Linked DNA regions of Homo sapiens: region 1 is linked to region 2. A link is a contact called in ENCODE Hi-C or POLR2A ChIA-PET data. All regions are on one chromosome and are shown on one strand. The core of a region is the stretch at or near the end of the contact, and the rest is flanking DNA. Distances in the headings are between cores, read along the strand shown. Region 1 overlaps SLCO2B1 (solute carrier organic anion transporter family member 2B1). Region 2 overlaps SLCO2B1 (solute carrier organic anion transporter family member 2B1).

Region 1 (3,495 bases), core at 929-3,428, 37 kb after region 2:
ATCCAGTTCATGTTCCTGAGGATTTTGGGTAAAGATCTTGCTTGGGACCATTGGTGGTGGTGATGGGGTCCAGATGCCCACTGTGTGCCAGGCCTGGGGCACAGGCATGAGCGGAATTCAATCCCTGATCTTAGGGCTCACAAGCTCATGGGGTGACAGACCTGGCCCAGCTCTCCTAGAGCGGGGTATAGAGGCAGAGTCTAGACAGCCCGTCAGGAAGCCACCTCGGATGCAGGGGTGGGGCGGGCTTGAGGGCCAGACAGCCAAGAGGCCCCAGTAACCCAGAGCCCCTGAGGGGTTGTACATGCCAGGGAGGGGGCAGGGTAGGACGGTGGGCCTTCATTGTCCCCTGAGCACCACCTCCCTCAGCCTGGATGCCCAGCCCCGTGATCCACGGCAGCGCCATCGACACCACCTGTGTGCACTGGGCCCTGAGCTGTGGGCGTCGAGCTGTCTGTCGCTACTACAATAATGACCTGCTCCGAAACCGGTGAGACCTGGTTTGATGGCTTGTGGGAAGGGTGCTGGAAATACTCTCAGAGTCCCAGGCAGGATACCAGCAGGGAGGGGAGGTTTCATTTAAGTCTACCTGCTAGGTGACAGGTGTCATTATATATTCAGTGCTGAGCTCACCAGTCCTTCAAGCTAAACACTGCCCCCCTCCTTTTATAGATGAGGAAAGTGACAGTTAAAGCAAGTAGCCCAAGGTCACACAGCTAATAACTTGCAGAGCTGGGCCTTGACCACAGAGTCTATGCAGGAACTTGGGGAGAAACAGAGGAGCAGCCATGCTGCGAGAGGGACTTGGGGTGAAGGGCTGGGGAGAAAGCCCTGTCTAGGACACAGGAGGCCTGGGTTTCAGGCCCAGCTCTGTCTCCCTCATCATGGGACTTATCTTGTCTGGGGCTCAGTCTTCCCATCTGTACAAAGGGGAACTCAAAGGAACCTGAAGGCACAGAGGCGGCTGGCCTGGGATGGATGTGGAGAGGACTTGCTAGCAGGGCTGGGGACAGGGAGCTGGTCACTTTCAGCTCTGAGGAGGTGAGGAGGGCACAGTTTCTGTGGGCTGGGACTGTCCACAGGGGGCTTCCTAGAAAAGGAAAAGTCAAACAAGGGCTTTGATAGTTAAACAGGGGAGAGGGAATCCGTTTGTTCTTGTGGCAGGTGGCGCAATATAAAATTGCACTTGTCAGGCCCCCTGAGCCCTTGGGCTCGGAGAGAGGCAGGGCCAGGCCAGGCCACAGAGCAGAGTCCAGGACAGGGCGATGAAGATGGCCAGGCCTCTGCTCCCACCCAGGGCTCCTCTGCAGAGCCTCTCCCCCTCCTCCAGGGAAGAGCCACAGCAGAGGTCAATGTCTCCCTGAGGCCTCAGTATCTCTGATTTCACAATGAGTGATGACTGCTGACGTCCATGCCCTGGCCTGGCAGCTCTTGAGTTCAAGGGTCCCCATTCTTTCCCCAGGTTCATCGGCCTCCAGTTCTTCTTCAAAACAGGTTCTGTGATCTGCTTCGCCTTAGTTTTGGCTGTCCTGAGGCAGCAGGACAAAGAGGCAAGGACCAAAGAGAGCAGATCCAGCCCTGCCGTAGAGCAGCAATTGCTAGTGTCGGGGCCAGGGAAGAAGCCAGAGGATTCCCGAGTGTGAGCTGTCTTGGGGCCCCACCTGGCCAAGAGTAGCAGCCACAGCAGTACCTCCTCTGAGTCCTTTGCCCAAGATTGGGTGTCAAGAGCCCTGTGTTCCATTCTGGCTCCTCCACTAAATTGCTGTGTGACTTCAGGCAAGACATTGATCCTCTCTCAGCCTTTGCTTGCTAGTCTGAACCAAAGAGTTGTTTGGGCATTTGCTGTGTTGGCCATTTCTGGAGCAAGAGGGTCTTCTTCCTCCTTCCCCCAGCCAGCCAGCTGTCCTGGGGCCAGGCTTTCCTGGGTGGAAAGAAGTATACCTTTCCCTGGGGCCCTAGGATAGCAAAGTGAGCCATAGTGGGCCAGGCTGCCCTCCATGCTGGGCCCCAGCCCAGGTCTGCACTCGCCTGGATCACCTTCTTTGAGCCTTAGCCATCTCCTGTCAGGTAGGAATGAACTTGCCAGCCTTCAGGCTCGTTCAGCTATGACCATCTGTGCGGTCAGGGTACACTCAGCTCTCCTCCCCAACTCCAGCAGCCTTTAAGAAGTGTCCCTTTGGCGCCCCCTGGAGGCAGAGCACTGAGCTGGACCCTGGGTAGACTCCCACAGGGAGGACGGAGCTGGCCTCAGGAGTGGGACACCCAGACTTGGCAGGGCCTTCAAGAGGCCTGTGTGGGGGCCCCAGGAATCCTTAGCTGAAGCGGGGAGACTCACTCTCCATCTCAGGAAATTCTAGCCCTTGCCCTCAGGGAGCCACGGTTGAGGGTGAGGCCCAACACCTGCCTTAGGGCCCTGGGTGGGCAAGTCTGGGCCCTGGGGTAGGGAGGGAGACTCAGGCCCACACTTGGGTATTTTCTAATTTCAGACAAACACACACTCAGCGCGCACTCACTGATTCCTACACATTGCCAAGATTTCACACATGTGACCAGGGGCCACCAAAGTCCCTGTGACCTTTGTGACTAGGATCCTAATTTCTCTATTTTCTCCTGGGTGCCTGGGTCTGTGTCACCTGGGGCAGTGTGGATAATGTTTAGTTCTGTGACACTGTTTTTTGGGGGTGGCACCTGGTTCTCCGATGCCTGGGCTGGTGTCAGGCCCAGGACTGTAGTGCTGGGAGCAGTAAAGCTCAGCTCTGTGTAATGAGTGATGCTATGGCTTGCTCGTGTCTTATGATCCAATCCTTTTCTACATCAGCCCTTGTTTTGTTTTATGGCTAGTCTTATCTGGCCTGGTTATTTCCTTGCGGGGAGGAGAGGGTTTGCTAATCTGCTCCCAGCCCAACCTATTACCACCCCACCTCGCTGGGACCTACTGCTCGGGAGGCAGCAGACAGGGAGCCACCAGCAGTGGCTTCCTGGCCCTGTGCTGGGGGTGGGGGGAAGCTGGGGGCACATGTGGCCCTTGCCTTCTGAGCAGCTCCCAGTGCCAGGGCTTTGAGACTTTCCCACATGATAAAAGAAAAGGGAGGTACAGAAGTTCCAATTCCCTTTTTATTTTGCTGGTTGGTATCTGTAAATGTTTAATAAATATCTGAGCATGTATCTATCAACGCCAAGAATTTCAAAGTCTCCTTCAACAATATGAGGCTTTTAGGATGTTTATATTCCTTCATCCCTCTTGTTTCCCAGGTTTTGCAGGGAAAAAAAGTCTGGAATTATAGATACAGCTTATTATTAAATTTGTTCTTGCATAATGTCTCTTCTATTACAAAAATTCTTTCTTCATAAACTGCATTAGAGGTTTGCAACAACCACATCATTTCCATTAACTTAGATTTAGGTTTTACTGGATTCATTGCTCACCATTATTGCTTGTATATTACATCTTTTCCAATCTTTATATTCTGGTCTAATTTTTGTTTGAGTGTCTTC
Region 2 (3,430 bases), core at 866-3,365:
TTTTTAGGTGGGGGTGAATTTACAACACAGCCTACTTTGAGGGCCTGGCATGCAGTAGACCCTCCGGAATTGCGTGTGTAATAATAATAGTGTCATACACTACTTACTATGCACCAGACACTGCTCTAAGCACTTAATGTGTAGTCACGCATTTAATCCTCATAAAAGACATTGGGAAAAGAAAGAATGAATGAGTGAATGAACAAATTTAAAAAATGAAAGAATTCTGGACAGGAATGGTGAAGCCATGTTCAGCCCAGTGGGATTTTGTTGAGGCCCTACTTGACAAATGGATGTCTCTTACAGAATGACCCTAACAACCTGATCGTTCACTTTATTCCTTCCCTCTCCTACCCACTCACCCACCCACCCACTCACCCATCTGTCCATCCACCCATTCATCCATCATCTATCCACCCATCGATCCATCCACCTACTACTCATCCATCTATTTATCTATTCATCCATCCAATGGGACACGCAACAAACTCTTAATGCTGCCTACTTCGTGCCTGAGCCTCTCAGGGGAATCAGTCCTTTTTACTCTAGGGAGCTCCCAGCCTGGGAGAGGAGACAGATAAAACAAAAAACAATTGTGTGAGGAGGGAAGCACAGGGGTGGGAGGAGCCCACACCCCAGCCTGGCATGGAGGAAGCCTTTCTAGGGGAAGAAGACTGTCAGAGAGCAGGTTTCCTCCCTCCTCCTCCCACCAGCTCACACCTCTGAAGTCCCACTCTGTACCAGACCAGAGGCCAGGGATAGGGGAGAGAAGATGAAGCAGACATGACCCAGTGGGGCGCAGGGTTGGCGTGAGCACGGGCAACTCTGCTACAAGGTATAGAGCCCAGCACCTTGGGAGGTGGCCAGAGGAGGCCATTAGAGCCCTGAATAGGGGAAGGACCTTGGCAGCTGGAGGGAGCTGGAGGGGCTAGAGGAGGTGGCACTTGAGCTGCAGCTTAGAGAGAAGGTGGGAGTTGCAGGTGGAGGGGAGGGCATGGGTGCAGAGGCAGGAAAATGGGAAAACTCAGCGCGTGCATGAAGAATGCAGAGTCGTTCTCTAGGCCTGCGTGGAAACTTGTCAAGAGAACTGCTTGGAATACCAGAAAATAATACTTCCTCACATTTCTTTGTACAGAATTTTCACTTTACATTTTCACTTTTTCTGTGCAAGGTCATGCATGTTCTTCATCCTTACTACCATACAAACCCCTCTGCAATAGGTGCCCCTGAATCCTCAAGCAAAGCCCTTCTGTCTGAGCCTCCGTCTTTACATCAGCCCAAAGAATGGGAGAGACTCGGGGATCTCCAAACTCCCCTCCTGTTCTGACTCTCCAGGCTATTCCACTCACTTATTCTTCATCCAATACTGATGAAGTTGTGTTCTGTGCCAGGCCCTCTGCAGGGCACTGGGGACACAGGGATGGGGAAGGCAGACATGACCTCTCTAATAATTGTTGCATCTAACGTCTAGTAGGCCCCATGCCCAGGCACACTCACCACCCACCACTCTTAATGTTCACGACTCCAGGAGGCAGGGATTATCATTACTTCCTCACAAGTGAGGAAACCAAGGCTCAGAGAGGGGAGGAACTGCCCCAAGGACACACCCAGGTAGCCCTGCCTTAGCTGCTGTTCTGAACTGCCGAATTCTTCCACTTCTGAATTCCTTATCTGGAGAACTTTGTTCTTTCTTTCTTTTTTTTTTTTTTTTGAGATGGAGTATCACTCTGTCACCTAGGCTGGAGTGCAGTGGCTTGAACTTGGCTCACTGCAACCCCTGCCTCCCAGGTTCAAGCAATTCTCCTGCCTCAGCCTCCTGAGTAGCTGGGATTACAGGCATGTGCCACCACTCCCGGCTAATTTTTGTATTTTAGTAGCGATGGGATTTCTCCATGTTGGCCAGCCTGGTCTCAAACTCCTGATCTCAGGTGATCCACCCTGCTCGGCCTCCCAAAGTGCTGGGATTACAGGCATGAGCCACAGCGCCTGGCCAAATTTTGTTCTTTCTTTCATTTGAAAGATGAAGAAACCAAGGCCCAGAGTGGGTAAGGGCCTCTGTCAAAGTCACACAGCAAGTCCCAGGCAGCCTCCGTGGAAGGCTTCTTTCACGTTCTTGACCTTGGTTCACATGGCTCTTTGCAGCCCAAGGGAGTGGCTCTCCGTGCTGGGTTGACACAGCTCAGAGTCCCAGCTCCATAAATGGAGGGCCGCAGAGAGAAGGCTGCTTCTACAGCCACATTTGGGATAATAATAGTGTGAGGGTCTCCTCAAGTTTGCTCACCAAATATTGGTGAGCTCCAGGGAACAAATGTCAGGTACTAAATTAAGAAATTCTTTTCTGTACTCTGCATCTGTGTCCCAAGCTGACACTGAACCCTCCCCCAAAGTGAATGCCAAGGGCCCCAGGGCCCTCCACAATCCAGCCCCAGCTGCCCCACCCTGTTCCACTGTGCCTTCAGCCCTGGCCTTGCCCTCATACTTTGTGATCTAGCCATTCTGAGCTTCTCATTCTCCCGGCACGGTGCCCTTTCAAGTCCCTGGGTTTTGCGTGTACTGTGACCTCTCCCTGGAACACCCCTCCCCTCCCTCTTTTTCTGGAAAATTGTGTTTATTCTTCCGGACCCAGTTCAAACTACACCACCTTTGACCACCCCGCCCCACCCAGGGGCCACCGTTGCTATGGCACTTGCAAATGCCTCAGCTCAGAAAGGTGGTGTAGGGCAGTTTAAGAGCATGGACTCTGAAGCCAGACCTCCTGAGTTCCAATCCTGGCCCTGTCACCTTACTAGTTGCTGTCTAAGCATCAGTTTCCTCACCTATGAAACAGGCATAATGAGAGCACTCACCCTTGAGGTTTGTTGTGGGGCTCAAATTATTTTTATACACAGCACTTAGAACAGTACCTTCCCCCGGGGTAAGCGCTATTTAAGTCTTAGCTATTGTTATAATATTTTTTCATTGTCGTCTCTCAGAGGATATGCCACAGGACTTCAAGGCTTCCCTGTGCCTGCCCACAACCTCGGCCCCAGCCTCGGCCCCCTCCAATGGCAACTGCTCAAGCTACACAGAAACCCAGCATCTGAGTGTGGTGGGGATCATGTTCGTGGCACAGACCCTGCTGGGCGTGGGCGGGGTGCCCATTCAGCCCTTTGGCATCTCCTACATCGATGACTTTGCCCACAACAGCAACTCGCCCCTCTACCTCGGTGAGGACCAGTGCCATCCCTTGGCCTCTGAGGGTCAGGCCAGGCTCAACTAGGAGGAAGAGAGACCCAGGGTTGGGGCTGGAGATGGAATCCCTGCCCCCTGCCCCATCTGGCCAGTAAAGGTCCAGGGAAGCCCTGGAGAGTTCCCCATCCCTGACCAGGGGAGACAGAGTGTTCTTGCCCATCAGAGACTGGGCAAGCACTGGTCTGCAGAGGGAAGCCAG

The links. Hi-C counts contacts between places; a loop is a spot of excess contacts on that map. ChIA-PET counts read pairs that join two places held with the same protein, here RNA polymerase II (POLR2A). Pooled maps may share reads with other maps.
Region 1: a loop to region 2 is called in a map of right lobe of liver, with 4 times the contacts of the local background. The contact joins two enhancer-like sites. A Hi-C loop is called at or near these places in 14 of 168 maps with a recorded cell type or tissue (Caco-2, HepG2, MCF 10A and 10 more) and 6 of 50 pooled maps. POLR2A ChIA-PET finds 5 or more read pairs at or near these places in 8 of 52 experiments (Caco-2, HepG2, MCF 10A and 5 more).

What each region holds. Positions count from the first base shown.
Region 1 is chr11:75,202,938-75,206,432 of GRCh38, forward strand. SLCO2B1 (solute carrier organic anion transporter family member 2B1) reads left to right here. Exons shown (of 14, transcript NM_007256.5): 12 at 1-28; 13 at 370-490; 14 at 1,463-3,495. The coding sequence ends at 1,643. It overlaps TPBGL-AS1 (TPBGL antisense RNA 1), which reads right to left. Exons shown (of 6, transcript XR_950308.4): 6 at 3,101-3,495. Among named protein-coding and RNA genes, the nearest start is that of TPBGL-AS1, 21 kb to the right of the region's middle. RefSeq lists an enhancer at 23-889. Within about 2 kb of position 2,179, at least 3 of the 41 ENCODE cell types and tissues checked have a DNase peak (open chromatin) inside an H3K27ac peak, as active enhancers do; they include right lobe of liver, where a contact is called at or near this core.
Region 2 is chr11:75,166,201-75,169,630 of GRCh38, forward strand. It overlaps SLCO2B1 (solute carrier organic anion transporter family member 2B1), which reads left to right. Exons shown (of 14, transcript NM_007256.5): 5 at 2,973-3,206. Among named protein-coding and RNA genes, the nearest start is that of SLCO2B1, 17 kb to the left of the region's middle. Within about 2 kb of position 2,116, at least 3 of the 41 ENCODE cell types and tissues checked have a DNase peak (open chromatin) inside an H3K27ac peak, as active enhancers do; they include right lobe of liver, where a contact is called at or near this core.